2 separate regions of the Homo sapiens genome follow, and region 2 is linked to region 1. The links are chromatin loops, found by intact Hi-C in ENCODE. Cell type or tissue: natural killer cell. All regions are shown on one strand. Links, peaks and the distances in the headings refer to the core of each region. The heading gives the core; the rest is flanking DNA.

Evidence for each region. Peaks named below come from ENCODE experiments on the same cell type or tissue, not always from the same donor. Only the 100,000 strongest peaks of a DNase experiment are listed, where the experiment ranks them.
Region 2: it touches region 1 in a loop (24-fold over the local background); 20 of 110 quality-filtered maps call a loop at or near these places.

What each region holds. Positions count from the first base shown.
Region 1 is chr13:100,568,550-100,576,920 of GRCh38, reverse strand. All of the region lies in intron 2 of GGACT (gamma-glutamylamine cyclotransferase), which reads left to right. Among named protein-coding and RNA genes, the nearest start is that of GGACT, 16 kb to the left of the region's middle. In natural killer cell, for the core only: CTCF peaks have their summits at 3,484 and 3,685 (motif pointing left); a DNase peak (open chromatin) is centred at 3,690.
Region 2 is chr13:101,098,139-101,106,509 of GRCh38, reverse strand. It overlaps NALCN (sodium leak channel, non-selective), which reads left to right. Exons shown (of 44, transcript NM_052867.4): 23 at 1,560-1,616; 24 at 1,860-1,980; 25 at 2,084-2,215; 26 at 3,171-3,338; 27 at 5,622-5,726. Among named protein-coding and RNA genes, the nearest start is that of LINC00411, 160 kb to the right of the region's middle. In natural killer cell, for the core only: no CTCF peak of the experiment used is centred there; a DNase peak (open chromatin) is centred at 4,749.

The DNA of each region.
Region 1 (8,371 bases), core at 98-8,097:
AAGTTTACAGTAAAACCAACTTGTTTGTACAATGTGAATAGCTTTAAAATGTGTGGATTCTTGTACTGGCCATCACCAACGGTATACAGAGCAGTCCCATCACCAAAAAGCCAGGAAACAAAACAAACCCTCCCTCATTCTGCCCCTTTGTAGTCTAACCCACCCCTTCCTCAAACCCTGACAGCTTTGATTTGTTCATCTTCGTATGTTGTGCCTTTTCCAGAATGTCATGTAAATGAAATGATATAATATGCAACCTTTGAGGCTGATTTTTCACTTCGACGACAACTTTGAGATTTGTTTGTGTGTATGTCCTTTCTTATCGCCATCGTCTGGATGTACTGCATTGTATGTATCCATTCACAGTGGAGGGCCATTTGGATTATTTACAGTTTTTGGTGATTTTGAATACAGCTGCTGTAAGCACTTATATACAGGTTTTTATCTGAAGAAAAGTTTTCATCTTTCTAGGGTAGATTCCTAGGAGTGCAATTGCTGGGTCATAATTTTGTAAGAAAGTTCTAGATTTAATTTTATAAGACACTTTCCACCATGCCTGTACTGCTTTGCATTCCCACCCGCAATGGTGAGAGTTCCAGTTGTTTCACATCCTTCTCAGCATCTCATGTTATCAATTTGGTGTTTCTTTATTTGAGCCATCCTAATAGATGTGTTATTTTTATTAGGTTTTTGAGATTACAAAAATTTGTTTTTAATAATTCTCTTACAAGTTATTGGATTAAATTCATATACCTGTTTTCAAAATAAATATTGGTTTTCTGATTTTTTACATTGAAATATGGTAAGTATACTGAAAAAGCCAGGATATTATATAGATAAGAGTCATTCTCAAATCTCACTAATTAAGAGATTATATTTGGCAAAGTATTACAAAATAATAACTGAATTCACAATGCATTTTGCAATGCAAGATCCATTCATTATATGCATTTCATTCCTGAGCATCTCATTCCTGTTTGACCATTAGTAGTAGTAACTAGTAGTGCCATGTTTGCTTTTGCCATCAGTTTTATGCTAGATTGGATCGGTCGATGAATAGTTGATTACATGAGAACAAACTGGATGTCAGCAGAGAGTAATTTGTTTGAATGCCCTTTAACTGTAGCAAACACCATTGTAGTGTTTGTTTGTTTGTTTAGACAGGGTCTCACTATGTCACCCAGGCTGGAGTGCAATGGCATAGTCACAGCTCACAGCAGCCTCGACCTCCTGGGCTCAAGTGATCCTCCTGCCTCAGCCTCCCAAGTAGCTGGGACCACAGTTGTGCACCACCTACATCCTGCTAACTTAAATTTTTTGTAGAGATGGAGCCTTGCTATGTTGCCTGGGCTGATCCCATCATAGTTTTTTTAATGGGCTGCTCCAGTGTGTCTGAAGCAGTAGTCAAAGTTTGCATTTGAATACCTTTTTCCTTATTAAAACATGGTGAGCTCAAAGAAGAAAACAAGTCGAAATTTGTGAAACAAAAATCATGCATCTATCTCTTTGTCTGATTTAGGAACAGTAGTCTCTGATCACTATTGGTTGAAAGTCTGGAGTTGACTCCTAGATTAGTTACTAAAATGCCACTGTTAATGTTTGTCATCTCTCACTCCTCCCCTACGATGAAACTGGGAAAGTCTCTGGGTACACAGGTCATTGCTAATGGAGGTCCTTCTGTAAATTCAAACCTCACCCGTTAACTGCTATGGTATAGGCTCTCAGTTGGTGGTAGTATTTAAAAGACACAGAACGAAGATTCCTGTCATCTACTTGGAAGAACGTTAGCATATAGGTTTTATTTTGTGACTGGAATCTCCCTGTTTTTCCTTCTGAAAAGTTGCTGGAGGGTTCGACCTATTGGCAGACCTTCCTTTCTAATATAGGGACATCACAAAGGAAAAACTGAGCTGACAAAGGAAGACTGAGGACAGACATCAGATGGGCTCTTGAGGTTGCTGTGGCTGAAACCTCAGAGGCCAAGTGTAGGGAAGATTTGGTTTCAAGTGTTAAATTGGATAGATTTCTGTCTCTTTTTTTTTTAATACACATAAGTATGATTTATATATTATATGATATTCTGGAGGAAGCAGTTCTGTTAATTTCTTTTTATTAGTTCAGCTTTTATTTTAGATACAGGAGGTACCTGTGCAGGTTTTTTACAGAGCATATTGTACCCAGGTAGTGAACATAGTACTCAGTGGGTCATTTTCAACCCCTGCCTCCCTCCGTTCTCTGCTCTAGTATCTTCACTGGCTCTTGCTCCCAGGTTTATGTCCATGTGTGCTCAGTGTTTAGCTCCCATTTATAAGTGAGAACGTGGTATTTGGTTTTCTTTCTTTTTTGAGATGGGGTCTCGCTCTGTTGCCCATGCTGGAGTGCAGTGGTGCAATCTCAGCTCACTGCAACCTCTGCCTCCCAGGTTCAATCGATTCTTCTGCCTCAGCCTCTTGAGTAGCTAGAACTACAGGTGTGCACCACCACACCCAGCTAATTTTTGTATTTTTAGTAGAGACAGGGTTTTGCCATGTTGTCCAGGCTGGTCTCAAACTCCTGACATCAAGTGATTCCACCGGCCTCAGCCTCCCAAAAAGTGCTGGGATTACAGGTATGAGCCACCACGCCCGGCCAGGTTTTCTGCTCCCGTGTTAATTCAGTTAAGCTTATGGCTTCCAGCTGTATCCATGTTGCTGCAAAGGACATGATTTCTTTCTGTTTTATGACTGTAGTAGTCCATGGTGTATATGTGCCACATTTTTTGTCCAATCCATTGTTGATGGACACCTATGTTGGTTCCATGTCTTTGCTGTTGTGAATAGTACAGCAATGAACATATGAGTGCATGTGTCTTTTTGGTAGAATGATCTATTTTCCTTTGGATGTGTACCCAGTAATGGGATTGCTAGGTAGGTCTGTTTTAAGTTCTCTGAAAACTCCAAACTGCTTTCCACAGTAGCTGAACTAATTGACATTTCCACAGTGTATAATCATTCCCTTTTCTCCACAGCCTCGCCAGCATGTTTTTTTTTTTTTTTTGACTTTTTGATAATGCCATCTTGACAGGTGTGAGATGGTATCTCATTGTGGTTTTGATTTTCATTTCTCTGATTAGTGAAGATGAGCTTTTTTGGGTATGTTTGTTGGCCACTTGTGTGTCTTCTTTTCAGAAGTGTCTGTTCATGTCCTTTGCCCATTTTTAATGGGTTTATTTGTTTTTTGCTTGTTGATCCTGTGTTCGAGTAGTTTTTGTTTTAAAACTAACATATTAGGCCAAGCACAGTGGCCCTCACCTGTAATCCTAGCATTTTAGGAGGCTGAGGCGTGTGGATTGCTTGAGCCCAGGAGTTTGAGACCAGCCTAGGAAACATACTGAGACCCCATCTCTCAAAACAAACAAATAAAGAACCTAACATATTAATTGACCATTACATCTGTTGGGATTGGAATAAATCAGAAATAGTAAAGGATTAGTAAGGGTGTTACATCCATTGGACTCAAGTCTTTGTTTTGTTTAAAAAGTTATATATGGGTCTCTTTTAAACTTCTGGCTTATTGAGATTGTTTCAATGAAGTCACATATATGCACATATATGCACATATTTCATGGGATGGGGGAAGGGGTAATGGAAGAGTATTGGGCCTTAGTCCAGGGTGTTTAGAATACCAGACTAATATAGCTGCTGCCCCCTGGTGGCAGTGTAGTAAACAGTGACGTTCAAAGGTAAGGACTTGTGGAGAGCTAAGTCCAGTGGACTGTGGGTGTCAAGAGGATTGTAGAGGAAACTGGGAAGATGCCGCTTCTCTCCCACTCTTCTTGTGATTGCTACCTATATGGTCTTAGAAAAATCTTTTAGTTGGATTGAAGTGTAGATTTCATATTCAACTTTAAAATGTACTTTCTAAACTTTTTCCAGCCTTAATACCCTATGCTTCTCCAAGGGTATTAATAAAAGATGCCATTATATAGCAAAAGATGTCAAGTTCTATTTTTTTCCTTTAGCAGCTGTATCCTAAGAAACCCCAGATATTCGTTCAGGAAAGCAAGTTCTAGAGTACACCCTGAAGCTAGATACAGCTACAGCTCTGGGCAGCAAAATGCATAAATGTACCTGCAGCACAGTTCATCATTAATCAGTTTGAGGACTCTGCATTCTTATGAAAAGCTTACATCATCTGAAAAATGTTTTTTATCCTGGTGTGGTGGTGCACGCCTGTAGTCCCAGCTACTCTGGAGGCTGAGGCAGGAGGATACCTTGAGGCAAGGAGTTTGAGGCTGCAGTGCACTATGATCACACCTGTGAATAGCCACTGCACCCCAGCCTGGGCAACATAGCAAGACCCTGTCTACAAAAATAAATAAATGTTTTAAACATTAACACATAAATTTTACCATCTTAACCATTTTTAAGTGTACAGTTCAGTAGTATTAAGTATATTCACATTGTTGTGCAACCAACCTTGAGAACATTTTCATCTTTTAAAACTAAAATTCTATATCCATTAAACAACTCCCCATTTTCCCCGTCCCCCAGCTCCTGGTAATCACCATTCTGTTTCCTGTCTGTATGAATTTGACTACTCTAGGTATGTCATAAAAGTGGAATCTTACAGCATTTGTCTTTTTGTGGACTGGCTTATTTTGCTTCGCATAGTGTTCTCAAGGCTTATCCTTGTTGTAGGATGGGTCAGAATTTCCTTCCTTTCAGTCTTTTCAAGGCTCTGTAATATTCCATTGTGTGTATACCCCACATTTTGTTTATTCCTTCCTCTGTCAGTGGACACTTGGGTTGCGTCCAACCCTTGGCTGATGCTGGGAACGTGCATGAGCTATGTCATTTTTAGTATACTGTGCAGACCAATGCAGAGAAGGGCTTATACAGGTTTTTCCTGCACACAAAAGGTTAAATTTCATAATAAAGAACACCAGTCAACCATACCAGATAACTAGTGTATGGCTTTTTGTATGTTTGAGTAAGTTAAAAAAGGTTAAGACTTATTGGATACAAGATATATGCAAGGCATTATTATATCTGTGATATATTCTATTTAGTCCTTGTAGTTCTGTGATTTATCCTTCTCTCAGAGGGAGTAAGAATTATTGAGATCATGTGTGGGCCAGAATGTATATATACATACATTATCTCCATACATCAATGTTTGAGGTGGGCATTATTATCCCCATTTGTAGGGAATTGGAACTGAGGTTCACAGAGATGAAACACCCTGAACAAGGTCACACAGCTGAAACACGGCAGGGTTTTACATGACTTTGAAATGAAGTACATCTAGTTGTAAAGTGTGTCCTCTGGGCCGCGTGCAGTGGCTCATGCCTATAATCCTAGCACTTGGGGAGGCTGAAGTGGCAGGATTGCTTGAGGCTAGAAGCTTGAAACCAGCCTGGCCAAATGAGACCCCGTCTCTACAAAAATTAAAATTAAAACTAAAAAAAGAAAGTATGTTCTCTGTCTACACCACACTTTCTTCTGCTGCACAGCATACACATCTGTGTTCTGAAGGATATTAGAGCAATATCAAAGAATGGCACTTCTATATGATCATTAGAAAAACTGTAATATCTTTGCATTAAATACAGTCTTTTCAATTTTCCTTGCGAAGACACAGCATCAGTTTGGATGAGTTCATCTGAAATGTATTGCCAAGGCTTGCCTGCTGGGGGATTTTGCAAAATAAATCTCCCTACTTACAAAAGTGTGCTTCTCATGTGCCAGTTCCCATGTATCTGAGGTTATCCTCCTCGACACTGTTATCTTCCCTTTTTTCCCTTCTTTCCTTTGGATTGGCAGAGAGCTAGGACTGTTGTCACTGCTCTCTGCTTCCCTGTCTCTTTAATGCCATGGTGTTTTGGGCTGGAGCTTTGATCCATTCTGGCACTGTGTTTTCACACAGCTCAAGGGCTATAAACTGTCCTCATAGGGGGTCGTTTTCTTGGAGACTGAGCAATCTCTCGGGGAGGCCAATCACAACATTTTCTTACATATGGAATTATTAGATGAGCAAATAAGTAGCGATACATCATCTGAGCAGGCATTTAAGCCTAAGATTCCACGTTTTTGGGTATCCTTATAGCAGCACCCCAGTCTCTGTGGTACAAATTTACTGTATTAGTCTTTTCTCATACTGCTAATAAAGACATACCTGAGACTGGGTAATTTATAAAGGAAAGAGGTTTAATTGACTCATGTTCAGAATGGATGATGAGGCCTCAGGAAGCTTATAATCATGGCAGAAGGAGACATTCCTTGGGATTTTATAAACCTAGAGGATGGGTAAGGACCCAGACTGCTTCCAGAGATTCATTTGAGGTCTGATATAATTTGGCTGTGTCTCCACCCAAATCTCATCTTGAATTGTAGTTCCCATAATCCCCACATGTTGTGGGAGGGCAGGTGGACATAACTGAATCATGGCAGCGGTTCCCCCCCATCCTGTTCTTGTGATAGTGAGTTCTCATGAGATCTGATGGTTTTATAAGGGGCTTCCCCCTTCATGGGGCACTCATTTTCCTTGATGCCACCATGTGAAAAAGGACATGTTTGCTTCCCCTTCCGCCATGATTATAAGATTCCTGAGGCCTCCTCAGCTATGCTGAACACGAGTCGATTAAACCTCTTCCTTTTATAAATTACCCAGTCTCAGGTATGTCTTTATTAGCAGTATGAGAATGGACTAATACAGTAAATTTGTACCACAGAGAGTGGGGTGCTGCTATAAGGATACCCAAAAATGTGGAAACCACTTTGGAACTGGGTAACAGGCAGAGGCTGGAGCAATTTGGAGGGCTCAGAAGAAGACAGTAAAATGTGGGAAAGTTTGGAACTTCTTAGAGACTTGGAGGGCTCAGAAGACAGGAAGGTGTGGGAAAGTGTGGAACTTCCTAGAGACTTGTTGAATGACTTTGTCCAAAATGCTGATAGCAGCATGGACAATAAAGTCCAGGCTGAGGTGGTCTCAGATGGAAACGAGGAACTTGTTGGGAACTGGAGCAAAAGTCACTCTTGTTACGCTTTATCAAAGAGACTGGCGGCATTTTGCCCCTGCCCTAGAGATCTGTGGAACTTTGAACTTGAGAGAGGTGATTTAGGGTATCTGGTGGTAGAAGTTTCTAAGCAGCAAAGCATTCAAGAGGAAGCAGACCATAAAAGTTTGGAAAATGTGCAGCCTGACAATGTGATAGAAAAGAAAAACTTATTTTCTGGGGAGAAATTCAAGCCCACTGCAGAAATTTGCATAAGTAACAAAGAGCCAAATGTTAATCACCAAGACAGTGGCGAAAATGTCTCCAGGGCATATCAGAGACATTCTCAGCAGCCCCTCCCATCACAGGCCTGGAGACCTAGGAGGGAAAAATGCTTTTGTGGGCTAGGCCCAGGGCCCACATGCGCTATGCAGCCTCGGGACATGGTGCCCCCCTGCCTCCCAGTTGCTGCAGCTCCAGCTGTGGCTAAAAGGGTCCAGTGTAAAGGTCAGGCCATTGCTTCAGAGAGTACAAGCCCCAAGCCTTGGCAGCTTACACGTGGTGTTGGGCCTGTGGGTACATAGCGGTCAAGAATTGAGGTTTGGGAACCTCTGCCTAGATTTCAGAGGATGTACAGAGGCACCTGGATGTCCAGGCAGAACGATGCTGCAGGGGCAGAGCCCTCATAGAGAACCTCTGCTAGGGCAGTGCAGAAGGGAAATTTGGGGTTGAAGCCCCCACACAGAGTCCCCACTGGGGCACTGCCTAGTAGAGCTGTGGGAAAAGGGTCCTTCACACTCCAGAGTGGTGGAACCACCAATGGCTTGCACCGTGCACCTGGAAAAGCAGCAGACACTCAATGCCAGTCTGTGAAGGCAGCTGGGAGGGAGGCTGTACCCTGCAAAGCCATAGGGGCGGAGCTGCCCAAGGCCATGAGAGCCCACCTCTTGCATCAGCATGCCCTGGATGTGAAACATGGAGTCAAAGGAGATCATTTTGGAACTTTAAGATTTAATGATTGCCCTATTGGATTTCAGACTTGCATGGGGCCTGTAGCCCCTTTGTTTTGGCCAATTTATCCCATTTGGAATGGGTTTATTTATCCAATGGCTGTACCTTCATTGTATGTAAGAAGTAACTAACTTGATTTTGATTTTGTGGGCTCATGGGCAGAGGGGACTTGCTTTGTATCAGATGAGACTTTGGACTTCACTTTTGAGCTAACGCTGGAATGAGTTAAGACTGAGGGACTGTTGGGAGGGCATGATTGTGTTTTGAATTGTGAAGACATATGATTTGGGAGGGGCCAGCAGTGGGATGTTATGGTTTGGCTCATCTTAAATTGTAGTTCCAAATCTCATCTTGAATTGTAGTTCCCATAATCCTGACGTGTCA
Region 2 (8,371 bases), core at 56-8,055, 530 kb before region 1:
TAAGTAAATATTCTGAAGACATTAAGAGTCATGGAGGAAATGAGAAAACTTTCCATGTTCCCATTATGTAGTTGGAGTGTCCCTGATGCCATCGTTTAAGTAAATTGATTTCTTTGTTATTAATTAGTAGCATATGATAATCACTATCTGTTATGGACTGAATTGTTCCCCCTCCACAAAATCCATACGGTAGAGTCCAAACCCTCAGAACCTCAGAATGTGACTGTATTTGGAAATAGGAATTTTAAACAGGTTAATTAAAATGAGATCATTAGGGTGGGCCCTAATCTAATATGATTGGTTTCCTTAAGAGAACATTTGGACACAGACATATACAGAGAGAAGACCTTGCGAAGACACGTAGGGAGAAGACGGCTCTCCACAAGTCAAGGAGACAGCCCTGGAACAGGGTTTTCCCTCACAGCCCTCAGAAAGAACCAACTCAGCTGGCATCTTGATCTTGGATTTCCAGCCTCCAAAACTATGAGAAAATAAACTTATGTTGCTTGAGCCATCCAGTCTTAAGCACCAGTGGTACTTTGTTACAGCAGCTCGAGGAAACTAATACACACTATTATAACATTTCAGGGATGGAAGAGACCTCAGGGACCACTCGGTGTCATTTGTGTGCCCCCTCCTTCAACAGAGGAGGACATTTAAGCGTGCAGAAGTTGAGGGCTTTGCTCAGGGACCCAGCTACTACCTGGCTCTCTCTTGATTGCCAGACTATTGTTCTTTCTGCTGTTCTATAAAGACTTTCACAATTTAAAGCAACTGAGTCACAATTATTAAAATCTTCCATGAGTTTTCAAAGTAAAGGAAGAAAATGCCATTTTGGAGATTGATTTGATCAGTTCTTGAAGTACGTTTTTTTTATCTTGAATTATCCTGTTGGCTGCCTGTACCTTAACATCTCATGGTTAATTCTCCACTTCACTTAGTGTGATGTAATTTCCCTTTTATCAGCAAGGCAGCTGATGTTGAATACAATTGATGAAGACTCTGTTGTAATTGGGGACACATACACAAAGACTGTAAGCAATCTCATTGACAGTGCTCACAGGCTTCCTGAAAGTAGAAACAACGACTCTCCCTTCCAAGAAATTCTAAATAAATCATTCTACCACATCACAGTTAAATGCAGGGGGAAGAAGTCTATTTAAATTATGGAGTATTTAATTAAATAATCTTGAATAACTAACATTCTTGAACTATTAAGGCAAAGATTTCAAATGAGTGTTTTTAAATGAAAGTCAAAACTTAATTTTGTACTACCCATGTCAGAAAATTCTGAACAAAGTCACAAAGTCTAAAATCAAGTATTTTGAGAAATATAAAACTTTATTTTCATAAGCATCAACTGCAAATTCTTTGGATTTTTTCTTTCATCAATGTTCTCTGACCTCCAGAGTTACCTACAGTTAACATATTTTATAATGGACATTGTAGAGAGGCTGTAAAAGAGATTTTAGGTAGATGAGATGTTTGCAAATATGATTTTTAGCAAGTTAAAACATGCTTGCTTTGTTGCAGAATTTTATATATGTGTTCTCTTACAGATCTAAAACAGACCCTGTCACAGGAGCTGTGAAAAATACAAAGTACCATCAACTTTAGTAAGCATCACCAACTTCATTTTCCATGCACATTTAAAGTTTTCATGTACTATTTTATGCTGCATACAACGATTAAAATTCTCTTTTATTTTCTTGCTATATAGTGCTATGAAATAGATGATTGGGGAATGATGTTTTTAAAATACCAGTCATGTTGATAGAGCCACAGAAGCCATCATCTCTAACTCTTAGAAGCCTTTCCTGGAACCTTTATGTTTCTCAATTTTGTTTGGTCTTTGGCAGTGATTTGCTGGGATTGGTCACTTACCTGGACTGGGTCATGATCATCGTAACCATCTGCTCTTGCATTTCCATGATGTTTGAGTCCCCGTTTCGAAGAGTCATGCATGCACCTACTTTGCAGGTACCGCTTACCGCTGCAAAATCTCAGCTTACAACTAGGAGGTAAAATACTGACCTGCTGTTTTTCCGTTCATTGTAACCAAACTGCCTTTTGCCCGTTTCAGATTGCTGAGTATGTGTTTGTGATATTCATGAGCATTGAGCTTAATCTGAAGATTATGGCAGATGGCTTATTTTTCACTCCAACTGCTGTCATCAGGGACTTCGGTGGAGTAATGGACATATTTATATATCTTGTAAGTCTTTGCTTATTGCCTAAATGAAAAATGTAATGGTTTTGTAAAATCTCCTGCATTTCTTGGTATAAGCGCAAGAGGTATGAGTTACAGAGGCTTAGATTCCCTAACCGAATTCTTAAATGGACTCTAGAGTAGTTCATTATATGCAAATAAGGGCCATGCATGTAAAATCTAAATTAAGAGCATCATAAATATCTATGGATAGTTATATTGTTCAAATACACTAATCACAATTTTATGTATGAATGAGACATACATTAATAAGGTCTAACATGGCAAATCTAGTTTGCATCCCACAAACCTTATGGCTTCTATACTAAAAAAAAAAAGTTTGCCTCATATAAACCATGTTATTGATTATGAGCCCCTTATTGCTGAAAGCAAACTAAAGTGATTGTGATTGTATCTCTCTCCTGATTCCATTGCATAAAATACCTGGCTATAGCAGTTGCCCATTCAACTGTCTAGTAAAACTCGCTGGAAAACCATAGAAATGGGCTCAGAGAATTTTTTATTTTTCCTGTATGTCCAAGGAGGCATGAAATCAATGTCTTTGCAGAGACAACAAGGAGAATTGTGATCATTAACAAGTAGCATGTTGCAGGTCATTAATAAAATAGCAGTAACCTTGATAAAAGGAATTCCAGCCAGATCGACATCAGTGGAGCCTCCAGAGTAGTAAGTTAAAAGAAGAGGCAGAACGCACTGGTGTACACACACACACACACACGGTGTGGACACCCCCATTTCTTTCCTGCATACACATGATGACTTTCCTTTGAGGTACCTAGCAAGTCTAGATGAGGTTTGTTGTTTAAAGTTAACAGATGGCACGTACAACCAGTGAGTGGAATCTCTGCTAAATGAAAAGTTGTGGCCAGTCGGCTGTCAGAAAATGTAAATAGTAGGGGATGAATTGTATAAATTCCAGAGATCATTTGTTCCCCTTTAGGTGAGCTTGATATTTCTTTGTTGGATGCCTCAAAATGTACCTGCTGAATCGGGAGCTCAGCTTCTAATGGTCCTTCGGTGCCTGAGACCTCTGCGCATATTCAAACTGGTGCCCCAGATGAGGAAAGTTGTTCGAGAACTTTTCAGCGGCTTCAAGGAAATTTTTTTGGTATGTGAGAATTATCCTTTGATTCCAGTTCACAGTAGTCCACCTCTAATGCAGCTAATGAGGGAAAAGTGAGTCTTGCTTATTGAGGTCAATTCAATAGTTTTGGTTATTGCCAGAGGGTAATGGAGGCACTAACAAAACACAATGCACCTTCAAACACTTTACTCATGGGCACTTCTGGCGTATGAGTTTATTTAATTCACCTAAAGAGAAGCACTCTGAGATTTGAAAGAGTTCCTATCTGCTGACTCTTTCGGTACTAACCTCTTGACTCTAATTCCTACTCTGGGTTTTAGTTTCCTCCCATCTGAAAATGAAGGATAAGAAGATTCAACACTGTGTACTCCACAAATGGGATTAGGAATTCATGCTTTTGGGCTCCTAATCTCATTCTGTGTGTTCCTGAAATAATATAGCACAGAATTTGTCTTTAGATCTCAGGAGTGTTAACATAAAACAACTTTAAAAATGCAACATATAGGTATAACCCACTTCAATTAACTTCAGCATTACAGTAATGAGTGATTACAAAGATGATTGAGGGGGCAAAACGTACTTTCTAGCTGGGCAAACATTGATTTAGGGTCTTCTGAAAACAAGGTCAGAGATAAAACAACAAGAAAGAGGCTCATTGTTCACAATCTGTTACAGAAAGATCTTTGCCTTACAAAACAGTGATCAAAAGTTTTTTTTATTATTGATGAGGTCTGCTTGTGCATGAGAAGCATGAATTAATTTACATAGGCTTGTTTTGTATCTTGCTTTCTAGAGACTTACCTGTGATGAGAAAACAGCTGTAGTTGTAGTTGACACAAATGTATTTTAAAGATAGATTGTGATGTTACTAGAGGTATATATATCATTACTGACTTTTTTTTTCTTTTTTTTTGAGACAGAATCTTGCTCTGTCGCCCAGGCTGGAGTGCAATGGCGCAATCTCAGCTCACTGCAACTTCCACCTACTGGGTTCAAGAGATTCTCATGCCTCAGCCTCCCAAGTAGCTGAGACTACACGCATGTGCCACCACTCCCAGTTAATTTTTTGTATTTTAGTAGACACGGGGCTGCACCATGTTACCCATGCTGCCCTTGAACTCCTGACCTCAGGAGATCCACCCACCTCAGCCTCCCAGTTGCTGAATTTCTTTTTTAAGATGGGTTTAAAAATTCTTGTTTTCTTTATGCAAAGCCATAAAACAGTGACTCTTCACACAGCTGGAATTAAAAGAAAATATCACCTGACTGCTAATGTATATGAATCTTTTGATCAATAATAAATTTTAGAGGAGAATTTGTGCCTTTCCCTAATGGTGGTCAGTGTGATTTTAGTACACTTAGGTATATGTTTAGGTTATTCAACCAGTGCAGTTCACTTGTTCCATATTTTGCCCTCTGCCACTCGTCTCTGCTGAGACCAAAGAAGTCAGCCAGCAGAGGGAGCATGAGTTAATTAACAGATTTGCTCTTCAGGACTGAATTCTCTCCTCTCCTCTATGCATAGAACATTCTCCTAACGCACACCTTCACAGTTACAAGACAGCTAAGCCACTGTCCCGCTCATTTGTGCTCTGCTAATAAAAATATGAATCCAGGCCAGGCATAGTGGCTCACGCCTGTAATCCCAGCACTTTGAGAGGCCCAGGCGGGTGGATTGCCTGAGGTCAGGAGTTCAAGACCAGCCTGACCAATATGATGAAACCCTGTCTCTACTAAAAATACAAAAATTAGCTGGGCTTGGTGGCGTGTGCCTGTAGTCCCAGCTACTCGGGAGGCTGAGGCAGTAGAATTGCTTGAACCCAGGAGGTGGAGGTTGCAGTGAGCTGAGATTGCACCATTGCACTCCACCCTGGGGGACAGAGTGGCACTCCATCTCAAAAAAAAAAAAAAAAAGAAAAAAAAATAAATATATATATGTCCATTTGGGAAAAAATAGACAAAATATAATTACTTAAACATTTTTTTCCTTTGTTCCATTAAATAAAAAAGATCAAGGTGTTGATTTTAAAGTCAGAAAAGTTCAAGCCATATCAAAAATACCTTATTCCATTTTCTTACATGAAATTCATGTTTCCATTTAAAAAATTCAAAGCTTGTTAATTTTCTCCTTTTGACCTTCCAGTAAGGCTAATTGTGTGACCTATGGTGGAGAAGTTAAAATATATCATCAAAAACCCATGATTTTTATACAATGTTATCTTAGAAGTCCTATTTATGTCACTGTTTAAACCAAACCTAATATTTAGTCTTTAACAAGAGATTTAACATTTCATCAATTTCTTTCAGGTCTCCATTCTTTTGCTGACATTAATGCTCGTTTTTGCAAGCTTTGGAGTTCAGCTTTTTGCTGGAAAACTGGCCAAGTGCAATGATCCCAACATTATTAGAAGGGTAAGATGTATCTTTCTGTCTTTTGAAATAAAAATTAAGGGCCAAGTGTGGTGGCATGTGCCTACAATCCTAGCACTTTGGAATGCCAAGGAGGGAAGATTACTTGAAACTGGAGGTCAAGGTTGCAGTGAGCTATGATCTCACCACTGTACTCCAACCTGGGCAACAGAGCGAGAGCCCTGTCCCTAAAAAGAAAACAAAATAATAATAAGGTGTTTACACTCCCTTGGCAAGCATGTGGTACCAGTGGCTGACAAGCCTAGTTTAAGAACTCCCTATAAAACCCTAAGAATTCTCTTCCCACAAACCCCTTTTTGCTTAAGCATGTGATATGTCTCTTCTGGCTAGAAAGGTTAATAAGATGAAAAGCACACCTCAGAGAATGTCACTCTTCCCTCCTATTCCAGTGTCAACCCACTGTTGACAACTTGAGTGTGGTCACCCAAGATTCCAGCTGTTTACAGCTGTAAGCTTTGGATACTTTCCCTTGAGGTCTTAGCTAACTTGATCCTTCCTTTGTTGTCACATAAGACTCATATCAGCAAACAGCCCCATGCAAAAATGTCCAAGAAGCAGCGTTTGGTTCTCACCACTTTTTATTGCTTCCCCACTCTCAGCTTTCTCCCCATTAGAAAGCCAGTGCCTTTACATTAGCTCTAGCTGCCCAGAATCTCCCTCTTTATGACAACCAACAAGGACCTCCACAAAGACCCAAACTTGAATACTTGCACTACGGCGTTTCTTTCTCTTTCTTCAGTCATTGGTTATAAGGGAAGGCTAGCTGCTGTAACAAGCCCAATATTTCGGTAGCTTCACATAATGAAATGTATATATTGCATCTTGGATCAGTTGCAATATATACATTTGCAATATATACACTATATACAGCTCTCCTCCAAATGACCACTCAGGGACTCACATGCCTTCTATCCTATGCCGCCACCCTTTGCCATGTCTTCAGAGCCTTCTTCAATGAGCTGGAGATAACAGTGGAGAGCCATCTCCAACTGAGTGGGCTGTGGGAGAATCTGCTCCACCCACATTCCTCTGTAAAGAGCAGAGATACTGCAAGGGGGGCTGGAATTTAGTTGTGTGCTCCAGAAAAATAAAAGGGGGACACAGTTTGGTTAATAATTAGACAATTTTTGTAATATCATAAAGTGTCCCATTCTCTTAGGATTCTTATGTTACAAGTAAATTCATAAAGTAAACCAACCACTGCTGATGTATAAACTAGAAAAGCATTTTCTCTTTGATCCCAATAAAATGATGCCTCAGTTCCTAAATGTATATCTTCAAAAGGCCTACTAGACCTGAACTACATTATTTATTTCTAGCAAATATGGCTATCTAGTATAGATTTTAAATGATACAAATTGTTCTCTAATTGTGACAAAATACAGGTAACATCTTTGTTCAGCCAAAATACATTATAAATTATATTAATAATGAGAATTTGAAACAAAGGCCAGACTGGGAGAGACATTCCAAGAGCTTTGATACACCTGAGAAGACAGAACAAGGAATGTGGCCTGACGGTCATGCCGTATCAAATTAGCTGATAAAGAAAGTGACAGAGACCTGACGCATTCATCCACAAGCTTGTGTGTGGAAAGAAGAGTGATTTTTGATCCACACTGAACAGAGGCCAGAAAGATAATAACACTTCAGGATGAAGCCTGCTAGGAATCTTGGATGACTCAGTATATTAACAGTGGCCTAAGAGCATGGTGATTTTACATTATCCACTCATACCCAGCCAAAGCTGAAGATTGATGGTGACAGCAGCCAGCAGATGAGCATAGACACAGATTTCATGATGCATTTATCCTGTTTCCTAGAGCAGTGAGGTCTGTGCGAGGCTCAGATGGAAAGCCTAAGGAGACTCAGCCATCATAGAGAGCACCAGCACCAAGCAGAACGATTGAAAAGAAATTGGCACGGTGAGACGGGGCTTGAGTCTTTTTGTCTTCTCAAATCCAAACATAAGAGGCCGAGGCCGAGGCCAAAAACGCCATGAGTGAAGGTGACGTCGGCTGAAGTTCTGTTGGAGAACTTCAGCCCATCTTACTAAAAGAAGAGATAAATCCAAAGAAAGGGGGAAAGTAGATACACCAACATTTAGATCACACACAGTTCCTGTTAAAGACAACGAAGCTTCAGTTGCTGCGCCCATAGTTTCCAGTTGGGAAGATGTGTTTTCTTGTATGAGGCTGAGCACTTCCTCCCTCTGCTCCTTTGTTTGTTGTCTTAAAACTCAACAGATGTCATGAGATCAATATAGATATAGATATGGAGCCTAGGACTTTGTCACCAAAACCCTGTAAACAAACGCTGAGGATACCTTTTGACAAATAGTCATTAAATGTCAGTTGTGTCCAAGGCACTGTGATAGGTGAAATGAAATGTGGAAGGGAAACATTAGGAGGTCCTTGCTTCTGTTTTGTGGCATTTTCTGTCCAATCAGAACGTGTTTCATGTTCAAGCAACAGTAATATAAAGTCAGCAGTTTTCAAAAGCCTATGAGAAGCAGAAATAACATGTAATCTATGATGTCAGCATGGGAAATTGTGCTTCCAACTGGGAGTACTGTACTGGGAGGGCTTCAGGGAGGAGGTGGGATTTGAGATGAGCAGGAAAGGACC